Linked DNA regions of Homo sapiens: region 2 is linked to region 1. A link is a contact called in ENCODE Hi-C data. All regions are on one chromosome and are shown on one strand. The core of a region is the stretch at or near the end of the contact, and the rest is flanking DNA. Distances in the headings are between cores, read along the strand shown.

The links. A loop is a pair of places that touch in the nucleus more often than their neighbours do. Pooled maps may share reads with other maps.
Region 2: a map of gastrocnemius medialis shows a loop between it and region 1 (2.6-fold over the local background). The contact joins two enhancer-like sites. A Hi-C loop is called at or near these places in 5 of 168 maps with a recorded cell type or tissue (PC-9, gastrocnemius medialis, prostate gland and 2 more) and 1 of 50 pooled maps.

The regions. Positions count from the first base shown.
Region 1 is chr3:24,296,387-24,304,232 of GRCh38, forward strand. THRB (thyroid hormone receptor beta) reads right to left here. Exons shown (of 11, transcript NM_001354712.2): 3 at 840-985. Among named protein-coding and RNA genes, the nearest start is that of THRB-AS2, 150 kb to the left of the region's middle. Within about 2 kb of position 3,730, at least 6 of the 41 ENCODE cell types and tissues checked have a DNase peak (open chromatin) inside an H3K27ac peak, as active enhancers do; they include gastrocnemius medialis, where a contact is called at or near this core.
Region 2 is chr3:24,373,496-24,381,341 of GRCh38, forward strand. All of the region lies in intron 1 of THRB (thyroid hormone receptor beta), which reads right to left. Among named protein-coding and RNA genes, the nearest start is that of THRB-AS1, 120 kb to the right of the region's middle. Within about 2 kb of position 3,801, at least 6 of the 41 ENCODE cell types and tissues checked have a DNase peak (open chromatin) inside an H3K27ac peak, as active enhancers do; they include gastrocnemius medialis, where a contact is called at or near this core.

The sequences.
Region 1 (7,846 bases), core at 2,480-4,979:
AAGCTCCTGCTAATAAATATGGCCACATTGTTAGGACGGGCAATTCTTTTGCAAACACCGTCTACTGCAATTACGTGGTGTGACCCCTACTATGTGCCAAGGCACAGGACTGAGTTCAGAGGCTGAGAATATGAGTAAGTTTCCCTCCAGTAATAAAAGCCTAGGTCTAACAGAAGAGCCTGACCAGAAGATAAATATTTATAACACACTGTGACACATCCTATGACCAGTACAGGAACAAAAGTGCTGTAAGAGTACAGAGAACAGAGCAAGCCCTGTCCTCCTTTCTGGTGAGCCGGGAGAGCATAAAGGAGGTATCCTGTGGAGGGTGATCAGGAGTTAACTCCAGCACCAAGGAGGGGGAGGATGTTCCTGGCAGAGGAGCATGGCTCCTTAAGGGATGTCAGTTAAATAGGGCTATCCACACACTTTAGGTTTGAGTTTCAGGGAACTCAGCAAGAACTGAGTACTGATTTTGTGACTTCCTGCCGAAGAGCCCTTTAGCAAGGTGATTTCTCAAATAGGTAAAATGATTCAAACTTTGGGTTCTGAATCTTTGTTGATTTCAAGGAGCAACTTTCACTTCCTTCATAAACAATGAGTGGCCCTAGTACTTCTAACCCCATTTAACTCTACCCGTATAGTATGAGAAATCACAAGGCATATCTGAGGGAAGACATCTTTTGAAGGCACTGAATGCCAGGTAGTATCCATGGGTTAGAAAGGAGACAATGAATTAATAAGAAGTGTAAGTGATGAGTGAGTAATAGGAAGCATAAATTTTTCCATCAAAACAACCATTTCTTATCACCACACAGACTGAATCTTGGAATACATACCTTACTTCCAACAGTCTACTGCTAACCTCTTTGAATAACAGGCTTTCAGTCTTCAAGACGTTTGTTTTTCTGCATTTCCTCTTCCTACAGTGAAGTCACTGGGGGCAGATGAAATATAAAATGCTGGAGTTTGCCTCTCTGGCGAGCTGCAGAAAGGAATTTCTGCATTATTGTGATCATCTATTTCATTGTAGCACTTAGTTGCTTTTACAAAGCAGTTCTCCTGTCCTTGCCCCTGCCATTTAGAAATTTACAGGCTAAAAAGATGGTGATGACCCAGACGAGTTATGAAGGCCCTATAAACAAATGCATACTCATTACAGAAACATATAGTAAGCACTTGCCTTACGTGGCATCCACAGGCCAGGGAAATGGTGGGATGCTGGCGGCTTCGTCTTGAGGCAGTTAAATGATGTGAGGTTCCCTCACTGTTCTCGCCTGCTGTTAAGTAGCTACAACAGACTTCCAAACTCCTTCCCTCTGTTTTAGAGAGCTGTTCCACACTTGATGCTGCACATTATAATCACCTGGGAGCTTTAAAAAACCTGGATGCTCGGGTCACACATCCCAGACCAATTAAATCAGAAGCTGTGGGTTTGGACCCAGCCCATAATGCATTTTAAATGCCTCAGGTGATTCCAACTTGTAGCACGTGTAAGGGCCCGTGCTTTAGACTTCAGAGCAGTGGCTCCTAACTTTTGAATTTAAAAAATACATATTTCTAGGCCCCACCCCAGATCTACTCAATCACCATCTCTGGGGGGCAGATTTTCATGTTACTTTCTAATAAACTCTTAGGTCAGTTTGATTCCAGCCCTTAGTTGAAAACCTTGTTCTAAAGCATCGAATTTCTATTTCTTCTTTAATGTTGTGCATATGAAATGTGAGAAAATGAAAATAGGTCCGTTAAAGACTACATAGAGGATATTTATTTATTTATTTTGGTTTCAACTTTTTATTAAAGTGTCACATACTTAAAAATAGACACATGCAGAGATTGAAAGTGAGTGCCTTGAGAAAGGATCACAAATTGTGTCACTGGCACCCAGATCAAAAATCTGAAGCTTACCAGTCCCCTACAATCCCTCCCTTCTAGGTACTATCCACGCCCCATGGGAACCACAAACCTGATTCTAACATTTCTCCCACCTGAAGTTTTATTTGTTCCAATTCGGTACAATTGCAGTAAAGTTGACTTAATTTCATGCAAATAATTATTCAGATATAATTAAGAGGCCAATAGTATTTTGAGGACAAATGGCCTAACACATCTTGTATTGCATTTGTTTATGATTATTTTAAACAAGGAAGAAGAAAACGAGGCCAGGAAGAAATACCGTCTCTGATTTTCATAGATTGTTAGTTACTGGGTACAATTTTCAAATACTTTTTACCCTAAGCCTTGTAACAACTCTGTACAGATAAGAATTATCGTCATCTCTACTTAACAGATGGAAAAATAGAGCCTTAGGGAGGAAGTGAATTGCCAAGATTTGGCCTCATGTTCCTCTTACATGGAAGGCCTTTCCCTCCATTGCTGCATGCACACCGTCTCTCACCTTTGTAACCTCCTGTAAGAAATCAGCATGAAAAAGGGTCTCTAGACATGATTATGGATTGTGACTCATTTGATTGTTTTTTAAAAATTCATTCCAAAATACTTTATGAACTATAGTTCTCAAATCACATAGATAAGTTTTTTAAGTTAATATTTTTTTTTCTGCTTAGAAAAGTAATTCAGGCCGGGCGCGGTGGCTCATGCCTGTAATCCCAGCACTTTGGGAGGCCCAGGCGGGCGGATCACGAGGTCAGGAGATCGAGACCATCCTGGCTAACACAGTGAAACCCCGTCTCTACTAAAAATACAAAAAAATTAGCTGGGCGTGGTGGCGGGCGCCTGTAGTCCCAGCTACTCGGGAGGCTGAGGCAGGAGAATGGCGTGAACCCGGGAGGCTGATCTTGCAGTGAGCCGAGATAGTGCCACTGCACTCCAGCCTGGGCGACCGAGTGAGACTCAGTCTCATAAAAAAAAAAAAAAAAAAAAAAAAGAAAAGTAATTCAGGTTCACTGTAGAATAAAATAAAAATGTAGAGGAAACTAAGAATCATGCATTATAACTAAGAGTTCTTTAAAAATAAGAAAGACCTTAAAGAGCCTGGGCTGTGTAGTTCTCCAGCCTTGCCTGGGGGAAGGAGAATGAGTAACTTGATCTTTGGATGCTTTTCAAGAAATTTAATGTGAATAACTTATTTGTAAGTGTCCTGTAGTTGGTACAGACCCGATGCTGTATCCTATACAATATGCAAAAAATTTGAAAAGATCAAGAACTCTATCTGATCTCTGTTTTTCACAGATTACCAAGTGTAACTGCATTTCCCCCACAATTTTTTAAAACAGTTTCTGTGGTCATAAAAACTTTCTTTTTTTTTCCTATTTGTTAACAGAATTGGCTGAAATTGTGGTATTTAGAAATTTATCATCAGTACATCTGAATTCTTAACAGAAATTCCAGGAAGCCTTGAGGCTTCTGGGGAAGTATGCTTTTTTATTTATTTATTTATTTATTTTTTTTTTTTTAGCAAACATACCAGAGTTTATACCTTTAAATGCATGTGGTTTTCTCTGGAGGAGGAAGCAGTGTACTTTTTCAGTGTGTTCCTATTGCTGAAAATACTCCAGGGGAATTACAGGAAAGAGGAGCAGGACAGCTTTGAGTTGCACATCCCAACACTGACTCTCAATTCCTAGACTAAATGGCATAAAATTTTTCTCACTTACTCAGCAATGACTCTTCAAAAGCCACCGATTACATCTCTAGATCTGTCCAGCCAACACAAAACAATATTTTCCCTATGCCTGAGGGAGGGCAGAACACTTTGCTACTCCTGGAATTTAGCATATACTCACAGGCAGTGCCACCTCCTCACCTGAGGCTGAGCAACCAGAGACCCAGGGTGGCTGGTTACACGTGACTTTGCTCAGTTACACCAGGAATTAAGGACAAAGTTGATACACTATTCCAGGTGTTGCGACTCAAAAGAAAGGAATTTTTTTCACTTAAACCCTCAAACATGGATTCTTGCATGATCTACCAACCACTCTGGCCATGATAAAACCTAATACTCATCCATCCATGTAGTTCTCGAATCTCTATGCATACAGTATATAATATCCATGATACACGTGCACCACATTTATTTCCCAACTATTCCCCAATTTCTGGGCATTCGCTTGGTTTCCAGATTCTTCTTTCCCTCCCTACAACAATGATGCAATAAAATTCCTGTACACAGAATCTTGCATATCAATGCTTTTATTTTTATGGGCTAGCTTCCAAAAGCTGGGTCATATATGATATCTCCCTGTGTTTTTTATTAATAGAGTTTGCCAGATTGCTTTTCAAAAGTTCAAAGACCACAGGAATGTATTAGACTCCCCCCATCTCTTCATCTAACTGCAGTGGTGGATATTATCGCTCCTTTGAAATATTTGCTAATTATTTTTTAAATCTGTAATACATATATTTGGTAGATTTGTATTTGGAATATATTACAAGCTTGTATATGTCAATGAAAAAAGTTAAAATTTTACTAATTTGATGGGAGGGGTATCTCATTGTAGTGACTGAATGGTGGACCCCCAAAACATATGTCCATGTGGTAATCCCCCAAAACTATGAATATGACCTAATTTGGAAAGGGAGTCTTTGCAGATATAATTAAGGATCTCTACATGAAATTATCCTGGCTTATCTGGCTGGCCCTAAATTGAATGACAAGTGTCCTTATAAGAGACACACAGAGGGGAGACACAGGGAGAAGCGGTGAGGGCCAGGTAAAGATGGAGGCAGAGACTGGAATTACACATTCATAAATCAAGGAACACCAGGAGCCACCAGACTCTGGAAGAGATAGGGAGGGATTCACTCCTAGAGCCTTCAGAGGGAGTGTGGCCCTGTCAACACCTTGATTTCAAACTTCTTCTCCCCAGAACTGTGAGCATATATTCCTGTTGTTTTAAACCACCAAGCTCATGTAATTTGTTACTGCAGCCCTAGGAAACTAAATATACTCATTGTTACCATAAACTTTTGTGTTTGTCTGAAAACTTCTGAGGTTGAGCGTATTTTCATGTGGTTTTAATGATCATTTGAATGTGCTTTTCTGTGAGTTAACTACTTATATCTTTTCCCCATTTTCCCTACTGATTCTTATGAATGCTGTGGCAAAGCAGACATTAACACTTTGCCACATGTTGTAAGACACCTATCTAGCCTGTATTTTTTAGTTTGTTTATGATATGTTTGGTCATGCAATTAAAAAATTACATGGTACAGTATGCTTATCTTTTTATCTATCCCTTATTAATTAGCTCTGTATTGATTATAAACATTTCCCTGACACTTGGGGTATAAAATTATTCTCCCAAATTTTCTCTAAAATGTTTGTGGTAGGCACAAAGATGGTTCCCCAAAAAGTCCATGACTTTATTGCCGAATCCTGTAAAAATGCTATCTTACATGGCAAAAGGGACTTTGCAGATGTGATTAAGGGTACAGATTTTGAGATGGGGATATTATTCTGGATTATCCAGGTAGGCCCAATCTAGTCACCTGAATCCTTGAGCGGCAGATGTCACTATGGAAGAAGGGTTGGAGAGATGCAACATTGTTGACTTTGAAGATGGAGGAAGGAAGCCAAGGAGTATGGCTGACCTCTGAGAATGGCAAGAAAGTTGATTCTCCCTCAGAGGCTCCAGGCTGAAACCTAAGCCCTTGTGAAGCCTGTATCAGACTTCTTCCCTACAGACTGCAAGGCCCTAACTTGGTGTTGGCTAAGCCGCTAGGTTGGTGATAATTTGTTATGGCAGCAATAGCAAATCAATACATGTTTGCTGCTTAATTTAAATTAATGTGTACCATTATCCACCTATCATTTACTTTTGAATGTATTAGCAAGTAGGGCAACAACCGTTCTAGATGTACCCTCCATTCTGTTGTACTGATCAATTTGTTTACTCCTTTGCCAATATCCAGTTGTTTTGATATAGTCACTTCTACACATTCAAGTACCTGGTAAAAGACAAGTTAGCCTCTGTTCTTGTTTTGTTTTTTAAATAGTTTCCCTGGGTTTTTATAGATTTTGTTTTATGTCCTCTAAATAATCATTTCTTGTTGTATCTTATTAAGTCTTTTAAAATTTATGTTGTTATGGTGAAAATTCCATCTCCATTTGTAATTGATAATTCTTGTAAATAAAGTATACCACATACAACCGTGTCTCAAGGCCTTTGAACTTGCTGTTCACTCTTCCTGAACTGGAATGTGCTTGTCACAGTTGTCTGCACAGCAGAATTTGTCACAAACCTCAAGTTTCTGCTCAAATGCCAACTTATTGTAAGTGAAGCCCTCCCTAATCACCTCATAGAAAACAACACACCACTGCCTGCCATCCAGTCCATCGGCTAAGCATTTACTATACTTCTTCTCTGGCTTTGTATTTTTCCCCATAGCACTTGCCACCATCTGGCTTACCTACTCATTTATTTTCCATTACCCCCAACTAATATATAAGCCCTATGCAGAAAATGATTTTTTTCTTTTGTTCACGACTGTACTAGGGACCAGATGAATGCTTATTATTCAGTGAGTGTTTAATAAATATTTGTTGAACGAATGGCTATAAAGAAGACTTACTGATTTTTCTACATTTATTTTTTAGTCCAACAGCCTTGTCAAATATTCTTACTGATTGTTGCACTCCAGTTTTTTACTGGAGTCCTTCCACTCTTACAGGTATACAATCACATCATCAACAAAAAAGGTAATATTTCTCATTTGGTTGTATTCATTATGCCAGTTACATCTTGGCCAACTAAAATCACAGGGACCCCTGAAACAAAGATGAATAATGTTGATGGAAGCAGAGATCCTTATTTGTTTTTCACTTGATAAAACAAATACAAAGAAAAAACAAATACAGAGACTCCTCCCTGTGTCTAGGCCCTGTGCCATGAATCTTTGCTGTGAATCTTTGCAGTGCCCTCATATTTTGAGTCTAGGCTTAGTGAGGTGAGTGTTTGGGCCAAAGGGTGGTCAGCAAACATGATGCCTGAAAAGTGCTTCTCACACTAGACTTGCTCTTGCTTCTCGGCCGCTACCTGGGCTAGCCTGCTGCAGGAAGAGAATATGTTGTGGAGTTTTTCCAATGTTCTAGTAGAGGCCATCCTCAATCAGCCCACAGCTAGCCAGCCCCAGACACCAGACACGTGAGCATGCCCGATTATCATCGCAGAGCTGCTGAGATGATCTATAGCTGACCACAGACGTGCAAGCAGGCCCAGCTGAGATCCCCTGATTCCCACTGTGAGCTACACATGTTAATTATCACTTGTCACTGAAGTTTGATAGTTATGCAACATTACTGGGACAAGAGATAATTGATACATTCTCTTACGTCTAATTTTACTACAAGGAGCCTGAGAGTTTTGCCATTAGAATTCTGTTACTTGTTAGTTTTTGGTGGATAGTCTTTATCATGTTTAAGTGAAACAGAAGGATACACCGACTAAGTTTTTTAAAAATGGCTGCTGAATTTTACAGATGCATTTCCTACATGTACTTTTATAATCTTTTTCCTCCTTTAATTTATTGATTGGACAAATATTTCGATAGATTTCCTAATTTTTAACGATGTTTAATTCCAGGAATAAATTTTTCTTGATCATAGAGTATTCTTTCTTTTGAGATGGCTTTGGAATGTACTTGGTAATATTTTATTCCAAAGTTTGCCCTTATGTGTATATGTGAAATTAGCTCATATTTTTTTTTAGTCTGTATTTTCTTGGTCAGATTTTAGAATAAAGATTATATTAGCTTTGGGAAATGATTTTGAAACTTTTGGAAGTGATCAAGGAGCCCAAATACAAGAAAGGACATAAATATTTGAACGACATATTCTACACACTCAATCTAATAGATTTGTACACAGAACTCACATCATATGAGT
Region 2 (7,846 bases), core at 2,551-5,050, 77 kb after region 1:
TCACAAAGGTAACTACTCTTCCCACACTTGCTGGCATGACACTATCATAGGCCACACAGACCTCGATGAGCCCTCTATGAAAATAGATGAAGCGGCTGGGAATAACAATAAGCACCAGGTTTTCAGACCTACAAATATGCAGCCACTTCATACTGCATTCCACATGAAAGGCTGAAAAAACTGTTAAAGCCAACTAAATATGGCCTGAGAAGGATTCCGTACTTCTATACTTGAGTCCTTGTGGATGAACTGTAACCTAGCTTAATAGTCAGATTGAAAACCTAACTTAGGAGTATGAGCCTGTAACAATCGCTAAGTCTTGGCCAATACCAGTGGCCATACTGCAACCATTCATACACTGCTGAGTGTTCAAACTGTGTTCAAATAAGGCAAACGCTAAGCTATCACCAATCCAGCCATTCTGTACCTCGCTTCCAATTTCTGTACATCATTTCCCTTTTTTTTTGGTTTATAAATCTTCTTTCACTACATGGCTGTGCTGGAGTCTCTGTGAATCTGGTGTGATTCTGGGGGCTGCCCAATTCACGAATCGTCCATTGCTGAATTAAACTCCATTAAATTTAATTCAGCTGATATTTTTCTTTCATCAAAACAAAGAAAAATGTCTTAAGTAGCCAAAATAATTCAATTATTTTCAGTAGAAAAGAGACGTACAGGGAATGTACTGAGCCAAGTGGTGTAGATTTAGTTTGTACTATGCTATATTAATGTAGGCTCCACTCAGAACCAATATTAAGTACTAAATATTGTCAGAGACAACATTATAAGCATATAAAGACAGACTTATACTCAAGAACATATTTTTAGACAAATATTCATCCTGAAGCTACAATGCAAAAATACATAGGAAGAGAATACATATATATTGTCTATTACTGTTATGGTTTAAAGTATTTAAATGTTTGTATTTATGTATAAAACATTTAGCTATATGTTTGCTTATGTACGTGTATTTACAATGTTGTTTTAAAGACGACTAAAATGTTACATAACTTCTTGTTAACATAAATAGACTTCAGGGCTGATACTATTATTTAAAATGCAATTAAATATCTTTAAAATATTCAAACCATATAAAATGACTATGAATTAAAGCATTTGTGGAATCAAGGTTGGAAAACTAATATCTATTAGGATAAGGATTATTAAATATTTTGCATTTTTCTAGATTTTGATGAAGATATAAAGTGAGGCTAAAATTTAGTTTTGGGCTTATCAAGGCCTCCCCATTTCACTGTCTTTTAAGATGATGTGTACTAAGAGAAAATGCTTGAATCATGTTGGTTGCTAATAAATGCAACACATTGAGAATAGCTGTTAGTGCCTTACTGAAAAATCCTTACTAAAAAATGCAGGCAGAGATGGAAAATATTCCTCTCTATTACTCTCAAAGCTTAAATTTCACCATACTTACCAGGCATGTAAAAAGTTAATCTTTAGCAAAGCAAATGTGCTTAAAATAGTCTATTGTTCTCAACAAGTTATAAACCTGGATTATAAAACTGTTAAACACTAGAGACACAAAACTCAAATACACTAATTCTTTGGCACAGTTTTTTTTCATTCTGTTACTTTCCTTTTATAAAAGCTCAGGTTTTATGACTGACGATTTAAAAAAAGAGAGAGAGAAATGGAATGCAAACTTCTATACAGAAAGCCAAGTGCTAAGAGCCATGTTTTAAAGCAGCATACACTATCTTTTAAATTACAGTTTTGGATTTGGCTGCTTTGTTGTAACAAAACACTTCATGTTCAAACATTTTATTAATATAATGTTTAGAAATATAATATTAATATATTATATTTAGACATATATTATTATATTTAGACATATAATATTAATATATTATATTTAGACATATAATATTAATATATTATAGTTAGACATATAATATTAATATATTATAGTTAGACATATAATATTAATATATTATAGTTAGACATATAATATTAATATATTATAGTTAGACATATAATATTAATATATTATAGTTAGACATATAATATTAATATATTAGTTAGACATATAATATTAATAAATATTACTAATTATATTGATATACAGAATAAAAGAAAAACTAACTCAAGGAATATGCTAAAATGTCCTTTAAAGCTAAATTTTCTTAGACCCCCCCAGACTACTACTGATAGAAAATAACAAGAGTGGAATATATTCTCAACATCATCACAGCCCTGAAAAGTTGCTATTTTTACCTCACTTTACAGACAGGCAACCTCAAGCCCAGGGACATTGAGGTCTGCTGGAATTTGATTTTCTTTTCTTTTCTTTTCTTTTTTGAATCCAGATCTTCTGATCCCAAGTCTTTTTCTTTTCCTACTTCTACAAAATTGTTTCAACAGATGACCATATCCCAATTTAAAAGAAAATAAGGAGATAATTTACAGAAATATAGACAAATTAGGAAAGGATTGAATTATTCATTTCTCACAAAGGATTTACCCCCAGATTAAGTTATCAGCTCCTATAACTCCTCTAGAGGCCAAAACTTGTCCTCAGTATTTGAGAAAACTTTCTGTAAATATGAAGTAGCTTTGTAGATAGAGCCAAGCTTGGCGAGTGATCAAATTTATGTGTGCTTCAGTTGCAGTATATTGAAAAAAAAGGTTTTAAGTGTGTCTATAATGGAGAAAGGGACGTAAACAACTATAAACATGGACACAAATATTTGAAGCCACAATTTTAGGCACTAGACAACAGTCCACGGCTGTGATCCTTGAGAGGAGGAAGACACAGGAGATAAGCTTTATGTTTACCTTGGCTTTTTGCCTTGGGGCACTTTTCAAATTGCAACCTGGGGAAGTGGAACCCAGAGAGCAGCTGGGTGAAGAAAACTGAGACCTGATTTTTGGGTGGCAGATATGGTAGGAATTTGTGGAGCAAAGTATTAGAGAGGAAGCTGCACAAGAAAAGAACTCTAGAAACATGTATAGGGGGTTTCTTGAGCCTTTAGACAAATATTAAGAAAATCATATGTGAGACCTACCCCAAACAGCTATTCTGTGAGCAGAAAAGGGTGTTTGAGGGCTACAAAAGGTCAGATGTTGGAGTTCCAACCAGCCAAGGAAAAGAGACGTTGCTGAACACTCTCAAGATTCAGCTGAGACTCCAAAAAAAGGCAATGCCTTAGAAGGACTACTCTAATCCTAAAATAAAGATCACTCTAGATTTGCCCTAAGAGAATCTAAAACCAGGCCTCCACTATTTCCAGCTGATCTGCCAGAAAATTAAATGCCTGCCAGAACAAAACTCATTACTCTTTAAAGGAAGACAATGACATCTAAAGTTTTAACATTGTTACACTACAGTGTCCACCATAAAATAAAAAATTACTACATATGTGATCTGGCTGACATCTAAAGTGAATAGCTGCTGTTTCTGCCTGCCCAAAATATCTGTCTCATACTTTTTTTTCTTTTTGAGACAGGGTCTCACTCTGTCACTTAGGCTACAGTGCAGTGGCATGATGGCGGCTCACTGTAGCTTTGGCCTCCTAGACTCAAGCAATCCTCTCCCCTCAGCCTCCCAGGTAGCTGGGACCATAGGTGTACACCACCACACTTTGCTAATTTATTTTTTATTTTAATTTTTGTAGAGATGGGTCTTACTTTGTTGCCCAGGCTGGTTTTGATCTCCTGGGCTCAAGTGATCCTCCTGCCTCGGCCTCCCTGTCTCCTACTTTTAAGAACACAAATTCATAGCAAGAGAATCTTTCTGTCCCCCAGGGAGCACATTCCATTTGGTTCAGCCAGGGCCCATTCTTACTAGTGGCCAAGTGACCAAAGGAAATAGGATGTCCTATTTCTTGGACACAGGGAGGGGCACATGACCCAAGTTGGGCCAGTGACTGTCCTCTTTGGCATAGGTCTATAAAAATGTTGTCATTCAAGCTAAGTGATGTAAGGGTGAGGGGCTGATGGCATTATGTGTGCTACAGGAAGTGAGTCTGTTCTAGGGATGGGGAAATAGAGATGTGGCTGTGGTGATTTCATTTGTGCCCTTGGATTTAGCTCTGTCAAAAGGATTTTGCAAACCTGATATGGTGAAATTCAGAAGTGTTTTAGTTCTGGATTATTAACAACAATAGTTCTGATAGAGCCTTAGATGCTCAAGTTAGCACACATGCTACACTGTGACCCACAATGTAACTTTCTAGTGAGAGAGTCAACATTTGATAGCTGAAAATTGATAGTCCTGGCTCCTTGTTAAAAAGCTGTGTCTTGGGCCAATCTCTTACCTTCCCTCCTCCTCCCTGTACACTGAGAAGAGAGACCTTCTAGGGCTCTTTCTAGTGGCAAAATTCCATGAGTCTATGAAATAAGGGACTTTCCACAGTCAGCTAGATAACAGGTTTAATGGTAATTTACAAAAGTGACTTATTCAAGGCAACAAAGAAAAGGTGTAAAATGAGAGATACAGGAATCCAGTGGCAAAGCTTAAAGAAAAAGCTCATATAGCCTCTCAATGTCCCAATTTGCTGATTCTTTGACCAATTTTTCTCCTTTTGTTTGCAAGGTTGAATTAGACCAATTTTATCCTCCAGTAATTTGGGCTCCTGAGAAATTCACTGTGAGTGAGGCAGAAACTGAATCAGGCAGGGGCATTATTGTTTTCTCTCAGCCCAGCTGTCTCTTAAAGGTTTAGAAAAAAAATCACACTTTTCCAGTTCCCACTTTCTAATGTGTAAAATTACTCATGATTATTTAAGATTGATATGACAAATAAAAATAAGAAAAGATTGTTTGTGCAGGTATTTGGATAAATGTAGTAAAATTATATTTGCTCATCATCTCTGCACTTGTTAGGATCACCAGAAACGCTAATAAATCTAATCCTTTAAATCTAATGGTATTTACTGATTTGTCTTAATGAAAACATGCTCAGTGGGATATTCCTACTGTATTTGCAAAGAGACTATGTTACCTATCTCTTAGCCTTGTGATCACGGTGATCATGGAAAGGCTAGTTCTTAGAAGTGAGAAATGGAAATATGAATAAAGATAAATCCTAGTGACCTATAAAAACACTGTTATCTGTTTCCTGCCATGACGGTGCTCAAGGTTGGGTGTATATAGGCCATTGAGCCTTTCCTCTTTAGAAGGGGAGCAGTTGAGAAAGGCTTCAGGGAGACACATGGGAGATGCCACAGACAGGAAATATATGAACTGAGAATTTCCAACTAAAAAGCTCATTAATAAACATGTATGAATTATTTTCTATTCATAAATACTATTCTAGGAAACTAACTTTATTAATAAAAATTTTACTCTATCAATTTTATTCTCATGTATCTTTTGATAAAGAATATTAGGGAGAAATCTAGAAATATATATAAGCATAAAGAAAACAAAATATTCCAAAATCCAGCAACTCAAATATAACTGTCTTAACAATTAGGTACATACTTTTCCAGTTTTTAAAAAAATGCCAGCACCATTTGAAAGCATTTTATAATCATCATCTCATTTAACCCTTATAGCAACTCAATGAGGAAGTTATTCATATTTTTCCCACTTTATTAGATGAGAGTCGCACAGCCCTGCCTAATTTCAAAGACTGTGCATTTAAGCACTAAACCGCCTTCGATGCATATATGTAAATATATAAATTCTATGTACATATACATATTCATAGATGCATTTATGTGCTCATTTCTACATTCCTATAAGCACAAATTTGTATAACTGTACCCTAAATGTTATAACTATATATAGTAATTTATAATTTATATTTCTCACAACATATCAAGCAAAGGTTTCCAATTAGGTCACAGGAAGCCACAGACTGAGAGATAGGAAAGGTCAACTGCTATTTGTTAGCTGTTGAGCTCCCATAAGGGAGAGTCAAGGGTACAAAATCTTGAGACGAACATTGTCTGACATGGAAAAGGACCCATGTCTCAAGCCAAGAGAAACTCCTAAGTCTGCTCAAAGTAGAAAAGTTTTTGAGCTATAATAGAATGTGTTTGGGTGTTTGTTTATTATTCGTGTTGTCTGAGCCACTTTCCCCCTTTTAGGAGTGGAAGGGACTATAAGGGAAGTCCCTATTCAGCATGAGGATTCTGTAACAAGTCCCTAAAATTGAGAAAGGTGACTCGGCAAGTAGATTTGAGATCCCTACTCAGCCCCATAGAGCTGAGCATAGTCAATGAATGTTTTATAAAAGTGATGCGTGACACCTAAGCTTCATCTACAACTCTACAAGTGACAAATCAACTTAGATCCTCACTACTACAACTCAACAGTTCACAGCAAACTAATTCTTGTTCTCTTTAAACCCTGTTACTTCCAGGTTCCCCCCTTATCCCCTTTCAAAAATCATTGTTACCACCACTATTGCAATCTATCTGGCAGAAAAATTGGGACCTACCTCTTACTCTCCCTTCTTCATTCCTCCCTCCTCTCCTCATGTAGTAACTTTACACATTCTTCCTTTTTGGTATTCTGGCATTGGTTCCTTCCTTTATATGCCCATTGCCTTGGCCCTGGTCAATGTTCTTATGATGTTCTTATAAATATTGTCATCATTTTACTATGAGCAGCATTAAGAAGGAAATAGGCCACTATTAATAATTGTTCTGGAACAACAGGTTTAAACTTGATTGTCCTGGCACACTAGATGTATGTTTACCTACTTATGCAACCCCATCATCCTCTTTCTCCCTCTCTTCATTTTTCCTGCATACTACTGCCACATCCTTAAACATAAAGTGTAAGCTTCCTGCTAAGGTTTTTGTTAAAATCAAATCCAGGCTTTATACTGCATTCAGAATAACTTCCAGATTTCTCAGTCAGGCCTTTATAATTTGGTGCCTCCTTAACCCTCTCAGTTTTTCTTCTGTGACTCTTTTCCATGACCCTGCCATTTCAATTAATTGTGATACTCAGCGTTCCTTAAACATACCAGGTATACTCCATTTACTACTTCTTTGATTGTACCCTTCCCCCTCCTCTCCACCAGAGAATTCCTATCCCTTTCAAGTCCATTCACTTTTCACAACAGCCCTAAATGCTTAACCATACTGCCCTATGAACACATATTCTACTATTTTAGTGCTCAGAATATATCATTCTATTCTTTACTTTTGTCTCTGTGTATCTCATCTAGACAAATAAGAATAAGAACCACTTATACCTAGAAAGAACTGTACAGTACACAAAGCACTTTCTAATACATTATCTGACTTGATCCTGAAAAACAGAAGGTAGCAATTACTTCTTCCAGTTTTACAGATAAGAAGACTGAATCCAAAAGGCTAAAAGATATTGCCAAGGTCACACGGTCAAAATTTCCTTTGCTGGCTGGGCACGGTGGCTCACGCCTGTAATCCCAACACTTTGGAAAGCCGAGGCAGGTGGATCATGAGGTCAAGAGATCGAGACCATCCTGGACAACATGGTGAAACCCCGTTTCTACTAAAAATACAAAAATTAGCTGGGTGTGGTGGTATGCACCTGTAGTCCCAGCTACTGTGGAGGCTGAGGCAGGAGAATTGCTTGAACTTGGGAGGCGGAGGTTGCAGTGGGCCGAGATCACGTCACTGCATTCCAGCCTGGTGACAGAGTGAGACTCTGCCTCAAAAAAAAAAAAAAAAAAATTACCATTTCTAAATTTAGTAAAATGAATAAAAATGTCAAACATTAGACAAAATATACCAACAACATTCAAACAAAGGAAGAGATACACTCTGGTAAAACCATATTTGAAAGATTGTGGCCAAGGAACGGGAGATATGACAATACAAAGACCCAAAGACCAACACTAACTTCTAGCTCCAAAGCAGTTCCAGGAGAGAAAAGCACTTCT